Regions from separate parts of the Mus musculus genome. Here region 1 is linked to region 2. A link is a loop called in an ENCODE intact Hi-C map of the cell type or tissue named here. Cell type or tissue: left cerebral cortex. All regions are shown on one strand.

Region 1 (8,000 bases), 240 kb before region 2:
TTGCCTTTGATACTGATCTGTGAGTGTCAGTCAATCTCTGCTTGACATATCTCAGTTCCTATGCATTCTTCCATTCACCCTTAACATATTAGCTGCTTAGCAGACTCTTTGGATCCAGTGCGCTAAAAATCAATCCCTCGTTTCTCTAAGTCAGTTTTTCCAATTTTGTCTTCTTACATCTCACTGGACCCTATTCTTGCCATCGCCAGGCACTGCTAGCAGTTCAGATGCTTGCCATCTCTTGTCCAGATGACTGGGATAAGTGAGGCTGAGTCTTGTCCCATTCTATGCCATCATCTTGTTTGTTATTGCTGCTACTTCAGGTGTGGTTCTCAGAGAAACACACTAGCCTCACCTGGAACTTGTTAGAAATGCAGTTTCTTTAGGTCCAGCCCCCGACTTGTTACACTTGCATGTTAATCTCAGCTGAGCCACTGCTCTACATTGGCAGATGTGACTCCATCGCCTTCTTACTAATTAGCATGGAACCAGGTATTCTTGGGCAGCCTTACCTAATGCAGCACTTCCTAATGCCAGTGTGCACACTGGTGAATGCTGCCAGGTGAATAAAAACCACACGGGGGACACTCCAGGTCTTACCTAAGTCAAATGCTAGGGGAGAATAACAAATCTGAATTTTAAACACGGTATTAGAAGCTGTAAGACTAGATCTATGCCTCTTAGCACCTCACCATCTTCTTGACAATCAACTCTTGCTGTACTCTCCAATTGGGTACTCATCTCTTCTTGGATTACAGAAGGTCCCTTCTGTTTCCAAAGACAGGGGCCTCCCTCCCTTCCTGTGTGTATGTGTATGTAAGCATTTGTGTTGAGTGTGTGCACATATGCATGTGGAGGCCAGAGGATGACACTGGATGTCTTTCTCAGCTCTTCTCTGCCTTGTATTTTGAGATGGGGTCCTGAGCTCACCAATTTGGCTAGGCTGGTTGGTCAGCAAGCTCCTGGCATCTGTCTATGTTCCTACCAGTACTGGGATGATTAAATGCACTGTACTTTAAAGTTTTGTGCCACTCACCTCTCAGCACTGCAGACCTTCTAGAGTGCCATCACAGCCCTATGCTTCTACGTAGAATGACAATGACTTGTGTTGGCAGGGCCAAGCTTCCTGGGTTCAAGACTCAGAATAGAGCTACAGTACTCCTAACCTTAGGACAGACAAAAGTGTGGGGATTTAATGCCTAAAATATGAAAAAAGTCCAACTGATTACTTGGGACCCATCAAAATAAAACATGTTGAGCTGGGGATATAACTTGTGATAGTATGGTTGCCTAGCACACACAATGCTCTGGCTTCAGTATACGCATGGACACACACACACACATGAAAAAGGGGATTTTTTACCTAAAGTAAAAACACTTTCAAAACAGATGGGCTTTGGGAGTGTGAATGCAAAACAAATGATGGATTTTAGTAGATATACTGCCACATACTGTGTTCATATACAGTGCGTGTGTATGTGTGTGTGTGTGTATGTATACACACATACACACATATACACACACATATATGCATATATATCTTATAGCTATCTGACACTAAATGCTGCTTGTCATATAGAAAAGCAAGTGAGACCCACGGTGTGAACTTCCTGGGACAATCAGTGAGTGTATGTTTGTGAAGTTGAGCATGTGGCACACTTGTGAGGACTTGGATGGTTCAGTTAATTTGGAAAACAGTCTGGCAGCTTCTTATAAAGTTAAACATAAATTTGCTTTGATACCTAACAATCTCATTCTTCGATATTTACTAGAAACAATAAAAATGTCTACTTATACCAAAACCAGTATACAGAGATTTACAGACAAAAACTGGAGCCAATCATACACAACTGCACATATTTGTCAAAACTCATAAATTGAACACTAAAAAGGATGAATTTTATTATATGCAAATTAAACTTCAATAAACCTGAGCTACAAAAGACAGTTTGGGCTGGACAGAAAATAGACCTTGGAAGGAAGAATAAAAGGCAAGAAAATGTTTCAAGGGCTGCTACAGGCATGCTAAGATCTAATGAGAATCTGCCCTAGGGTGTGGCATCGTATCAGGCAAGGCAGGGAAACTTATCTCAAAGAATGACTGGACTTTGGAGAGAGTTAAGAGGTGCTGAGGTGGAGTTTATTCCAACAATGTGCAAGGATATTTACCAAGATAGGAATACTGGAGATGGCATAACTTCTGCAGGGAAGATGATCAGAGCATGCTCTGTGAGCCCACATACAACAGAGTAGGCTGTTGATTTTCACCAATCTAGAACACAGGAGAGAACTGTGTGCCTCTCAAGTGCTTGGGGGTATTTTCTAGGCTAGGAAGAGCATGGGGATGGTAGAGAACATGCTGGGGGTGAACCAGGGAGAAGACATAACTACCCCTTTCTCTCAGAAAAAAGGGCAAATAAAAGCTACATTCAAGGTAACGATGAGGCGGACGCCAGAAGAGCAGACAGCTATTTCCTATGCTGCTCAGGGGTACTGGGAAATGAGGGCCTATGTGTCCCAGTACACTTGGCAGAACAAGCGTAGGCTGGCCTCTCTGTGTTCTGGTGTAGCAGTGAGGATGGAATTCAGACTGGTGGGCTGGACAGCAAAGTGGCAGGACACTGGCAGATGACTCTTTGGAAAAGATTTGGGTAGGAAGAGTTAGATTCAAAAAGGACTTCTTGATTTTAATATAGGAGAAAGTAGATAATGTTGTATGGTGATAGTGGGGGGAAGACAGAGAAGAATAAGAGAGGCAGAAAAGGCAGGGAAAGAGAGCACAATTCAAATCTGAGAATGTTAAAACTGACGAAGCTCTCATTTTGTTTCTGTTGTTTGATGAACCAGGGGTTCTGAAGACCAGAAAAGAAAGTAATTCTCCTACATTTACAGTAAATGTGAGACCAGAACTGAGACTAGGGCTATACTATGTATGTTTCGTCTACAAAATGTATTTATTTGATGTATGTGTTTATGTCTGCGGAGGTCAGAGGATAACCTGCAGAAGTCAGTTTTTCTTCTCACCCATGCAGGTTCCAGTGACTGTATCAAGTTGTTAGGCTTAGCATAAGCAAATTTACCTGCTTAGCCATTTGCTGGGCCTAGCATATGTTTAAAATTGCTAATTTACTTTTGTTAGCCTTGCCCCTTTTTTGTAGTATAGTCTTCTTGAAGAAATAAAAAACCCCAATGCAAACATGGAATACAATGAATGCAGAAAAATTGTGTAAACCTATTATTCAGAATTAATTTCTACTAGCAACTTGAGGCATTTCCTTCGAGTCAGCAAGTTTTCTTTTTTAAAAACCACATCCTGTATACTAAGCATCATATGACACTGAACAGAAAAGAGGAAGACATCCTGCCTAATAGCTTGTTAACCAAGCTGACCTATTCCTCGTAAGGTACTACAGGTTTTCTTTGTAAGTAGTATGTGCTTTATTTTTCTCCAAGATTAATAAATATGAAAAATTATTTCCATCTGAGTATGTTAGTTAAACCAAATGATGGCTTTTGAATTGATCAGCAACAACCACATTAACAAAACTGCCAAATGAGGTTCATCAAGACCAGTTAACTCACGTCATCGCTAGAAGCCAGTTTTAGTGTGGCCGTTCCTTTGAAAGGCCTGTGCACATCTGTATCTATGCTGCTTGGAACCCGGAGATGAAAGGAGCACACACCTCCAGTAAGCACCAGATGGAGCTGCTGTCTAAGCCACAAAACCTGGACTTTGATGCCTTCCGCTTTAAACACTAATTATGTTTGGAGACAAAGATGTTCAGTTAAAGATGCTGTCAAAACTATTTTAACTTAATGCAGGCCCTTAGAGAAGGAAGCTATACCCAATGCAGGTCTATCCGAGGCCGGGTCTTCTGGCTTTCCTGCCTTTGCAGAATCACTTAAGGGCAATTGATAATACCTACAGCTTTCCCTTCTCGTGCCCTCTCGTTGACAGCACTGTCCAAACAGGAAACTTGAGTCACCGAACTTAAGTTGAGACATTAAGAAATAAAAGTGTCTCCTGCAGCATGTGCATACAGACACAGCGACCTGCTCTGACACGCTCTACGAATTTGCCAGAGCAGGTCTGATAAGGAGTATCAAAATGTAATGCTTGGTTTTTTTTTTTAAAGCTCATTTGCTTATATATTCTTTATAATCTTTTATTTAAAATTTTTCATAATTTTGATCATGTTTTCCCTTTCCCCAAATTCACCCCAGACCCCTACCTACCCAACCTGATATTTTCTCCCACTCCCCCTTTCCAAAAACAAAACAAAAATGAAAATCAAATAAAACACAAAAAACTAATAAGACAAAACAAACTCTAAATAGCACCCCCTTAAAAACTCCAAGTCCCATGGAGCCTGTTTTACACTGACTTCCTTGGAGTGTGGTTGATACATCCCAAAACACTCTGCTGGAGAAAACTGATTTCCCTTTCCTAGCCAGTATCAACTGCAAATAGCATCTTAGTTAGGGGTGAGACTTGCGTCCACTTCCTGTCATCGCTGGGATGACTCAAAGGAAACAGTGTCCAGACACAGCAGGACTGATACACATTTGAACTTACAGAGACCAGCACATGAGACCAGCGCAGGCTCAAACCAAACCACATTCTTAGAACCCTAAAGCAAATCCTACAGATGAAATGGTTGATGGGAAATTTTAATGGCTGAAGCTGCCTCCAGAAGCTAGCCAGGATTTACCCCATGATCTAAAATTCTATTTCATAACTTCCAGGATGAAACCCCTCGAGCTATAGATAGAGCTATTCTAGAGTAGCTGATTTCATCTTGAGTCATGAAGGCCTTCTGAGAACCTACTGCTGCTCTTTGCTCTCTGCTGCTCAACAATGGCTATAATTAGTGTGCTTCTTGCCCAACTGTTTCAAGTAGATTTGACACAAAACAACCAATTCTCCCTGGATTTCAATCTTGGACTAAACTGTCAGCATCTGCGCTTGCTAAGAGGGATGCAGTTCCTGTCCTTAAAGAGGGACTGGGTAGGGGGTCTATTAAACTCCTCACACAGTACTCCTTAAAGGTAACCAAAGGAAAGCCCGACCATCATAAAGGAGTATGGGAATAGACTGCTAAGGTCCTCCCCCAATACTTTGACTCCTGAAGGCCATTAGCTCTCCCCATAAAATCTGCCTCATTTCCACAGTGGCAGAGCCAAGAATCCTCACTGCTGTCCACAGGCTTTTAAGGACACACTTGGAGGCGCTAGGCCACATGGCATCCCACAGTAGCCAGTCTCTATGATTCCAACGTCAAATTTATAAAGCAAGGTTTTCATTAGGATTTGTAATGGAATTTGTGATTCACTTATATATTTTTTTAAAAAGCAAAGGAAAATGTGACAAATATCCCACGTCATTGTTCCCAACTTTTCCTTTTTCCACAGTGAAAAATGCTGACCTGACATGCCAAGACCTTCAGTACATGACTAAAAGGGTAGAGAGGAAGTGGAAGCAAAGCTGCAGGAAGATGCTTGCAGGAGATAAAAGACAGTTTCACTGTGGATCACAAATAGAAACTCTATGAGAAGGCTCTTCTGGAGATAGCATGATGATGATGATGACGACGGCTACGGTGATAATAATAATATCACTTTCCTGGCTACAAGAATAGGCAAACTCTTAAGATATGATGTTCTATTAATTCAAGAACAGAGCAAAGCAAAGCATGCTTAATTTGCATATCTTAAAGCTCTATTACATGACAGAAGCAGCCCATTCACTTTTAGCTGTTCACAATTCTGTTCAGGGGTTACCTCTGTGATGACTTTTCCTTCTGATTCCCTAAATACCACTATTATTATATCGCATCATACTGTAAAATACAAGTCCTGTGAAGACAGAACTGTGCTATGTCCTCTTCTTATTTGCATCAATGGACTGCTGAGAAAAAACTAGACCCTGAAGAGAGCAGACTGAACAAATTCTACTAAGTCCTAGACATAGGGTCACTTTGCCCATGAAGACTCACAATTTTCAAAAGACCCTGGGACATATATGATACCATTGGTGCTGCTCTTAGAGTGAAGAAACTGGGATTTGTCCAAGGCCACACAGAGCCTGTGAAGGCCAGAGCCAGGGTGAGTGAATGCACCACGTGTATATACAAATGGTACAGGGTGAGCGAATGTACCACGAGTATGTATAAATGGTACAGTTCAGCTCAGGCATGGACGACAGAGAAGACATGTTGTGTACATCAAAAGAAAAGAAATGAGGAGAAGAGAGATGAAGGAACTAAGAAGCAGAGGAAAGGGAAACTGGGAAGAAAAAAGTTCATTATTCTACGAAGAGAAACCGGACTTGTATGATTTTAGCAATGCAACCATTTCTGGAGACTTCACTATCTAGTGTAACCTGTACTTTGGTAAGTGATATTATATTTTCAACTACACTAAAATTTTCCTCCTTTAGCTACAGCAAAGTAAACAATCTATTCTGTAAAACATTTATAATTTAAACCTTTAAAGAAGAAAATGGCAAATTAGTCAACGTCTGAATTACACACTACTTTGAGAAGTATAGATTGATTGCTTCAAGAAAATACTGCAATGTAACAAGTTTTAATTAAAATTATACTGAAAGAGTATTTCCTAAACTGGGATCCAGGGTGTAGTTTTCAAGGGTCTGTGAGTTCTCAAAATAGGTCAGTATTGATCTAAAGTCTCTGTCTAAGACAAGTTAACAGGGACGCGAGGGATGGATGGCTCAGAGGGTAAACTGCTTGTTGTGTGAGCATGTGGGCCTGGGCTCAGATCTCCAGCACCCACATATAAGGCAGGGCTAGCAGCATGTGCATGTGACCTCAGCACTGATTGAACAGGCTGATGGCTGGAGCTTGCTGGCTAGGCAGCCTAGCTGAAACAACAAGCACAGTGAGAGACCTTAACTCAAAAGCACACACACACACACACACACACACACACACACACACACACACACACACACACACACAATGGCAAACAAGAGACGGTCACACCTGCAGTCAATTTCAGGCATCTATACGCACACCAAGGAGCACACTCGCCTTCATACACATGAGCATATCCACACTTATACTACACATACCCTCACACAAATACATTAACATAAACATATGCTGAGCTGTTATTACAAAATGGCCACTTATAACTAATAAGCACTATTTCTAGTCTGCGTGTACATTTGTGTTTATAGTCTGAGCTGGCAACAACCACACTATTAATATAAGAAATAATGAAGGGACAAACAGGCTCAATTCTTATGGAAATGATTCAGGATTTCCAAGTGAAGACGGAAATGACACCATGATATAAGCCGTATTTACTGTGCTTTACAATGTGGGATTTCCAGTATGTTAGAAAGGGGTTGGAGAGATGGCTCAGAGGTTAAGAGAACTCGCTGCTCCCAAAGGACCCAAGATCTATCCTCAGCACCCATGTGGGACAGCGCACGACTACTTCTAGCTTCAGCTGGCCTGCAGGGACACCTATACCCGACATTGTGTATGCTTATATAGGTATAAACACATGAACAGAAATAAAATAGGCCTTGAGAAAGGAAAGATAGAAAGCTGGCATAAGACGACCACACTGGGTCTGATGCTATATACCTATAATTCTAACACTTAGGGGATAATCAAGCTCACACCAGTGACACTCCTTTAAGTGTACACTTAAACTGTAGTGGACGGTGGAAAAGGCAAAGCAAAACAACACAACAAAACTGAACTGTTGCTCTGAATAGAGAGAGCAAGCATCTCCATCTCCTAAAGCCAGGCAAGTGATTAAAAATACCTGCACCTTTAATTTATATGTTTTCCATACATACTTGACTCTTAACCTTGAGTAAAAAATACAGTAGGAGCGATATGAAATGCACAGGTGGCTGAAGTGGATGGGGAGACAACGAAAGAGAAATAGTGACAACCCTCTAGTTAGCTTTATTCCACCATAGAGTAAAAGCAGAAATCAAAGCTGGCACTGAGGAACTGCAG
Region 2 (8,000 bases):
GCAGACTAATGTGGCCACTGGGTTTCCCTCAAAGCTCGGGAGAGCGAATGTTTTAGATATAGTCATCCATTCCATTTGGACATTTCCATGCACTTTGGGTGGAAAGCTGAGGAAGTCCCTCTCCTCTGGGAGCTAGTTCATAGTACAACAATAAAAACAAAGACACGGAAGCCAGCTACAGTGGGGTCTGATAAGTGATCAAACAGCTGTGAGCAGAGAGTCCTGGAAAATACAAAGGAAGGTTTCGATGGTTGTGCTACAGGGAGGTCCATAGGGGGCTTTTTAAAAGAAACTAGAAATGGCCAGGTTGCTCTGTGGTAGAGCGCTTGACAGAGTGATGGGGGGGGGGGGGGCAGGTACTGCAGACAGTGAAGTGTTTGGGAAGTGGGTTGTAATAAGCACCAAACGCCATGCTAAGGGACCTTATTTTGTAGCAGAGGGAAAAATAATCACAGCTGGTTTTGCAAAGCAATAGCATGAGAAGATAATAAACTAGCTCAGAGGATCATAGTCTTTTTTTGGTTTTTTTTGTCATGAATCCCTGTGGCAATCCAGTAGGGGCTATGTATGGATCAGCCCTTCTAGAAGCAATGTTTTCAACTACATTACAAAAAAGAAGAAGTTAGCCAGATGTGCAGGCACATGTCTTTAATCCCAGCATCCAGGAGCCAGGGACAGGTGGATCTCACCAAGTTTGAGACCAACCTGGTCTACAAAGTTCCCAGCCAGCCAGGGCTACACGGTGTCTCAAAATAACATGAAAAAATGTTAAGAAATCCACTATATTAGAAGATAGCTATCAAAATATTTAAAGTGTGTCATATAGACATGCTTGTGCTCCCCCACAAAGCCATAAATAACATGTCTAAGATGGGCAGAGTGGAGAATGCCTGTAATCCCAGAGAGAGATAAAGAAAGAGCAAAATGCAGCAGGGGTTATAGGTGGGCGGGGTGGGAAGAGAGGCTCTGATGGGCAGGCCCTCTGGAGAGCTGGGGGAAGGCAGGCTGGGGCAGATAGAAGTGGCTGGAAGCAAGGTCTTTGTGGTGTGTTCGTTTACTGTAAAGAAGTGCCAAAGCATCTCTGTTAATGGGCTACTCTTGAGAGCTAAGTTTGGACATGGAGTAACACGGGGTAGACTTACAGGGAGCCAGGTCACCTATGAGCTCTCCTGCCCCTGGTAAAGATTTCATGTTCAAACTTTGCTTTACCCCAACCATGACTATGCTCCCCTTCCCTTGACTCCAGAAGAGCACATGGACAGAGGAGCTTTTCTAGCTAGCTTAGATCAGCTAGCATCTCTGCAGTTATTAGAGCCTGTTCTTGCATATGCTTCCTGCAAGAGATTCAACAAGGGAACTTGTGCATCTGGAAAGAATACTCCAGACGTTCCTCTGGCGTGGCAGTATCTGTTTATGTTGGCTGATTTTATAGCAAGTGTGCTTGGGATGTTTCCTGTTTGTCTCTTGGAACTGTATGAAAAGCTGGGCATGGCAGGATAGGCTTAGCATCCCAACACTCAGGAGGCTGAAGCAGCCTGATCTCCATAGTGAGTTCCAGGCCAGCTAGCACTACAGAGTGAGACCCTGTCTCAAGATAGAAAAGATCTGGGTGAAGGCTACAGGATGAGCCAAGCACGGGGCAGCAACTAAACACCTGGGGAAAGGCTGGAGACTACAAAAAGATTATCAGCTGTGGTCATGCCCCGAGGGGTTTCCCACTCTGAAGACTTGACCCACAGTTAAAGGGGGCCAAGATTAATCATGCCTTAATCTTCACTCTCAACCAAAGGATCGTTCCTGAAGATCTCGTCTATTAAGGCAGTGAGGATTGCTGCAGGGTATGCAGTAATGAGCTGCAGGTATTTAATGAGAGACAAGTGCGGTTGCTGCAAGGGTCTAGTACTCAGTGCCTCATCACAAAACCAAGAGGGCTGGTTTGCTGGGGAAAAGGAGCCCCCGTTGAGTCCATGGGTTGCGAGGGTGGAGAGGAAGTTCCCTTTTGAGATTCAGTGTTGCCAGGAAACACAAGATCATCTGGGAAAGACCTTTGTTTTTGTTTTAATTAGGTAAAGATTTTACATGCAGGGAGCAAGTAGCTGACTCCAGAGGAGGAAAAGTTGGAAGAAAAAAAAAAAGTCAATGTGAAGGAATAAAGACATTTATTTGATGGAGGTAGGGATGCTTCGGCCTCTTTCCCAGCCCCTGCCTCACCTGAAAGTAACTGCCTGGTCCAAAAAAAAAAAAAAAAAAAAAAATCCACCTACATAGGGGCAACACTCCCTTCTGGTCCTTGTCAGCTTCCGAGTGTCCCTCTGTCCTGTGTCAGCACCTAGTAGTCTGAGTTCAGCAGGAAAGGCCGGATGCAGGCCTGGCCCTGGCCCTTCTCTCCTAGCTTGACAGGAGGAGGCCTTGACCTGCCTACAGGATGCGGGTTCACATCCTGCACCTCATCATGGAATCCGGCTTCGCCTGCTGCTCTGGTTTCTTCTTACAATCCCAAGAGACAGGAGCCCTGCAGGGCAGGGAAAGGACCCAAGGCCAGACTTCCAAGCAGAACGCTTTTGGGATGCCTGAGCCTCAGCCTGTCTGTCTTTCAGGGGTGGGGAGGGAAGGGCCCCCCACTCTTTCCCAATGTCCCAGTCTTAAACTCGTGCAGTCCAAAACAAGCCAGTTCATTGTGTTCTTGGATATAAATATTGATTCTGGTTGATGTTAACATTCTGTTCATAAAAGAATGTAACATATTTCTCTCACACCATATTAGACTGATGTGTTGTTTGGCCAAGAGAAGTAGAGATTTCTGGCTTCTGCAGAAAATGTGGACATTTAAATGCATGCAGCTTTCAGAAGTCTGGAGAGCAGACTCAGAATAGCAACGAGGGCTTTTGGCTGGCTTCAGCCCTGTCCTCCTCCATCCTTGGCTTGTCACTTTGGCGTTCCTAATCTCTTGTAATTAGGAAGCTGCTTGGCTGTCCACATCTGCTTTCATCAGGAAGGCCTATAAGGTCAGCGCTGAACATTTTTAATTTTCTTCCCTTGAGAAAAAGATCTGGGAGGTCTCCCATTTTTCTTCCCCTCTCCACGTGGGAGGGGAGGGTAAAGGCTTCAGACCAGAGGGTGGTCCATCCAAGCATTCCAACCTGGGCCAGACAAGCCCAAGAATAGGATGTGCTGGCCGCCTTGGCAAGGCAAATTCCCCACATTCCACAAGCGCTCTTCACGGGAAATCTAACTCATGAGAAAGTGGAATTCATGATGTGTATGCGTGTGCATTCGGGTGCCAGCACGTCTCACACAGACAGATCCCCGGCTCTCTGGTATTTCGTAAGAGTGGTAGAGCCCATTTCCAGATGTGGGAAGCCAGACTGGGTCGCTGTGCTGTCAGAGGAAGCAGCGCCCTCTGCTGTCCAGATCAGACAGCACCGCGGTGGAGGGAAAGGACCCGAGGGGTCTGGAAAGCAAGTTCCTGGTTAAAACCTTGGCTCACCGTGGCATGCTGGAGGCCTTGCACCTCCTTTTTCTTCCCACTGCGAGCCTGCAAGAGGCTGGCTGCCCTCGGACTAGCTGGTTCTTTTGATGTTCTGTAGCTGCGAGCCAGCCAAAAATGAGGATTTGCTATAAAACTCCAGCCTCCCGCAGCATCTGCTGAGCTAGTTCCGAGGTGAGAGGCAGTGGCGCTGACTTCTGCATGAGAACCTAGCCAGCAATCCCAAGCCAGGCGAGACAATAGGGGCAGCGTGCCCACGAGGAGGCCTCTGGCCGAGAGGCAGCCCTGTGGCCTCATTGTGCCCTTGGAAGGCGCTGGCAGAGGCCTGGCTGCCTCCGAGGCTTCCAGCAGAGTGGAAGCTGCCATGGCTCAGCTCAGGCATACTGGCATCTCCACCTCCAGGAGCTGGCAACACAGACAGAGGGAGGCCCCGCCCTCTGCCCTGTTTCCTGCCAAGAAGAAGGCTCTGCAGCACTGCCAGAGTCGATTCGCCGGGTTGAGGGAGGGGAAACGACAGAGAGCGAGAGAAGGAGAGAAGGGGAGAAGGAGAGAGGAAAGAGGTAGAAAATGGGAGAAAAGGAAGGGCGTAGGGAGGAAGAGAGGGAGGAGGGAGAGAGAAGGAGGGAGATAAAGAGGAAGAAGAGAGGGAGAGGAGGAGAAAGGAAGGGAAACGGTGAAGGAAAAGAAATGAGGAAGAAAGAGGGGAGGGAGAGAAGTGTGTGTGTGTGTGTGTGTGTGTGTGTGCGCGCGCGCGCGCGCGCGCGCGCTGCCCAAGCTCCCAAGCCAGGTGCAGAAAGCTACTGAAGCAAACTTATTGGACAACCTTTCAGTTTTGCAAGAGAAAAATAGAAGGCATAAGACAATCAGTTTCTGTTTTGAGGGGAAGATTTTTATTTGTTTATTTTTGGCAAACTGAGCTCCTCTCTGCTGGGAGGACTGAAAACCCAAACCACCAAACAGCCCCTAACAACAATGCCCTTCTCTCTCTCTCTGGGACCAATTTCCAGACAGCACAGCGGTCCTGACAAGGTCAACAAGCCGAAGCTGGGAGCGCAAGATCTTTATCTACGTGGGAAATAAGAAAATCATTTGACTGATAAAAGGAAATACAATAAATAGCATCTAAATTCCTGGCTGCATTCCCCCGAGCCCCTCCTCTGCAAGAGAAAGTGCCAGGGCAGGAATACAACTGCCACTACAGCAGGTTTAAAAATAGCACACTGCACACAGCCCTTCCTACCTTCCAGAAAGACTTCATTACCGGGTCCTCAGCCCTGAGCCTGCAGAGCCGCTGCCGGGGCTTTCTTACCCCTGCTCTGGATTTTTCTTCTTTGGAAGCATGAAGGCAGCGGGTGTGATACATTTCCCTCCCGCTCAGCTAGTTTCAGTCCTAGCACGTCTGGCGCACACGGCGAAAGTCCATTGTATTTAATGGGGTGTTAACTCTGTTTATTCTCTAGGACTTGTACGGTAATTTTACACTCTGCAAAACTAGCAACTTGAACCTGAAGTGCTTTTCCCTCCTCCTCATGCCACTCCAGTGGGCCTTTGGCTCCAGGTCCCTTCACAAGCTTAGCGTTTCCCCAACTGAGATAGCCAAGCATGGTGCAAGCTGCTTCCTGCAGCTGTTAACTCTGCTGGGGCCTGAGACAGGTCTGCATTTCTTACAGACTTAGTTTGTGCCATCTGTTAAATGGGTATTTGAATCTGCCTTGTGTACCTAGAAAAGCTGTTGGCACTGGTTCTCTGGTTCTCAGCTGGTCGCTTTTGTATCTCCTTGGAAAACTGTTAATGTACATGACCGAATGATCCCTGTTAGCCTAAATCTCCGAGTCTCTATCAAGTTAAAGGACCCAAGGCCATGAAAGCAATTACCACCTTACAGATTCATAATATAAACTCAGGTCTTTTTTATCTTTCAAACACTAATTCAAAAAATGTAAGGAGCATCATCACTTGGGAGGCTGAGGCAGGAGGATCAAGAGTTTGAGGTCAACTTTGGTTACATAGTGAGACAATATCTCAAAACAAACAAAAAATATTTTAGGTAGCTTGGTACCTGGGATGCAGCTGGTGGATCCGGACTATTTTCCATGTATTCCTCTCTTTTTAAAAGAGAGAGAGAGAGAGAGAGAGAGAGAGAGAGAGAGAGAGAGAGAGAGAGAGAGAGATAGGCTAGGGAGATGGCTCAGTGGTTAAGAGCACTGACTGCTCTTCCAGAGGACCTAGGTCCAATTCCCAGCACCCACATGGCAGCTCACAGGTGTCTGTAACTCCAATATCTGATACCCTCACATAGATGTGCATACAGGCAAAGCACCAATGCACATAAATTAAAAATAGATAAATTATTTTTAAAAAAAAAGAATTCTCTCTCTCTAGGCCTCCCACCCTCCTTTTTTTCTAACACACACACACACACACACACACACAATTCACGAGGTCTTGTGTAGCTCCAGCTGGACTCACTTCTTAGCTGAAGAGGACTGAGCTACTGATTCCCCGCCTCCCCCCCCCCGCCCCCCCCCACTGCCTCTGCTTTCCGAACTCTGGGGTGACAAGGATGGACAAGTACACTCAGCAGGAAGTGTCACTAAAGTACAGGGCACACAGGCTAAGCAGGCAGCGCTTCACTCATCAGATGCATCTTCCTCAGCTCCCTCTGCCCGTTGTCACTCCCGGAGGTCACATTTGGCCAGCTGCTATCTCTCACACACACACCCTTTCTTGCACAACTTTGTGATTTTGAAAGCCTCTGCCCCATTGCTGAGCAGGGCTTTCTTTTATCTCTCATATCTCCAAGCACAGGGGTCTCACTGTACTGACTCTGTTCCTGGTCCTGAGCCATCAGCTCCAACCTCTCCGTTGCTGGCCCAGTTGCTGTTTATGCCTTTCTGGGTTAAGCATATTGGAGCGTGGTTATTCAGGCCTGTCTCCCTGCCTCTGCATTCTTGGACCTTGGCATTGTGCCTGGAACACAGTAGGCGCTGGGTACAAGTTTGTTTAGTCCAATCCCTCATCTTTATGACTAATGCTTCATTTCGACCATTTTGCAAAGGTTACAGTGTCTCTGAAGACTTGTTGATGTCACCTCCTTCCTCTGCGGCTCCACACCCATGCTGGTGGTGAGGGCACGAGAGTCCTTCATGTTACCACAATTCCCAACAGTACTCGTCTTCAGGGCCTCGGTATTGCTAGGTACAGTTAGCCCCTTCTGCAAAGACACCTTCCTCCTCCCTGTGGCTTTCAACAAGCAGCCGGCTGTGTGTTCCTGCTTCTCTGGCTCTCTTGATCCTCTCAGTGAGGCTCAGCTGCTCCTGTCTCTACATTCCTTCCTGAACAGAACAGATTTGACTAATCCACTGTTTAAAATATCTCCTCCAACTTCAGCTTCAACTCAGGGCCCGGATGTTCAGTGGTCTACTTGACGTCTCACTTCTGAGGCTTTAGGTGGCTCAAGTTTAAACCCAACCTCTCCTCCCTAAGCCTTTCCCTTTCAATAATAAGGCACATTCTGTACATACACCCTCCCTGGGGACTTGACAGCCACTCTCTTGGAAGAGGGATCCAGTCAAGGGATATCCAAATATTATAGATTCCAGGCGATGGGGACATGACTTCTTTGCCTCACAACTCTAATACACACCTAAATGCTAGGTAGACAGGGCAGCCCTCCAGTGATCCCAGCACTTAAGAGGCAGCAACAGGAAGTTTGGAACAATCTGGCTAGCTAGACTAGGTCAAATTGGCAAGCCCTGGGTTCAAGTGAGAGATCCTGACACACACACATAACAAATAAATATTATAGATTCCAACCGCTAACTTGGATTTGAAACAAAACTAGGGTTTGTTGTTGTTGTTATCCTGAACTTAGGTGCCCAACAGGGTCTAGCCTCAGCACCTTCCCAGACCAATCTAGTTTCTATTTTGCCTCTAGAGCAGAATGGGCAAGCGAGGTTTCCCAAACCATATTCAATACAAGTCACAAGCAAAGACAAATTCTCTCTCTCTCTCTCTCTCTCTCCTTTTGATTCTTTGTGAATTTCCCACCATGTACCCCAATCCCACCCACTCATCTCCCTGTCCATTCATATACACCCTCCTCCCTTGCAACCTCCCCCAACAAATAAAACAAAAAATAAAATAAATCTTGTTGTGGAGGTGTGTCCCACAGTACACCCTTTTGCCCAAACATCTTCACTTGCAAATGTTCGTTGCAATGAGTCATTGGTCTGGTTCCAGGCCTCTGGCTTCTGCTATGCTATCAATACTGGATCCTCGTCAGGACTCCTTTCAGATATTCTGTTTTTGCCCTGTATCATGGAGATTCTGCAACTTTGGAATCTTCTATGTGCTCCAGCATTTCATAGATTGGTGGGGCCAACTCAAGCCCTGGGTATGGGCCTGGATGGAAGCAGCTAGCTCTCCTGCTTTGCCCAGGCAAGGGTGGGGCCAGTTCTCCAGTGCCCATGCCACCAGGGCCAGCTCTCCTGGTCTCACAACTTCAGGGTAG

What was found. Hi-C counts contacts between places; a loop is a spot of excess contacts. Peaks named below come from ENCODE experiments on the same cell type or tissue, not always from the same donor. Only the 100,000 strongest peaks of a DNase experiment are listed, where the experiment ranks them.
Region 1: it touches region 2 in a loop (6-fold over the local background); 23 of 42 quality-filtered maps call a loop at or near these places.

The regions. Positions count from the first base shown.
Region 1 is chr9:56,261,162-56,269,161 of GRCm38, forward strand. The region is part of intron 3 of Peak1 (pseudopodium-enriched atypical kinase 1); the gene reads right to left. It overlaps Peak1os (a long non-coding RNA gene), which reads left to right. Exons shown (of 6, transcript XR_003948326.1): 5 at 5,413-6,392. Among named protein-coding and RNA genes, the nearest start is that of Peak1os, 24 kb to the left of the region's middle. In left cerebral cortex, a CTCF peak has its summit at 3,690 (motif pointing right); a DNase peak (open chromatin) is centred at 3,717.
Region 2 is chr9:56,502,760-56,510,759 of GRCm38, forward strand. No RefSeq gene overlaps it. Among named protein-coding and RNA genes, the nearest start is that of Gm31529, 73 kb to the right of the region's middle. In left cerebral cortex, CTCF peaks have their summits at 3,415 (motif pointing left) and 3,615; DNase peaks (open chromatin) are centred at 813, 1,472, 2,909, 3,450 and 3 more places; H3K4me3 peaks cover 1,838 bases; H3K27ac peaks cover 3,196 bases.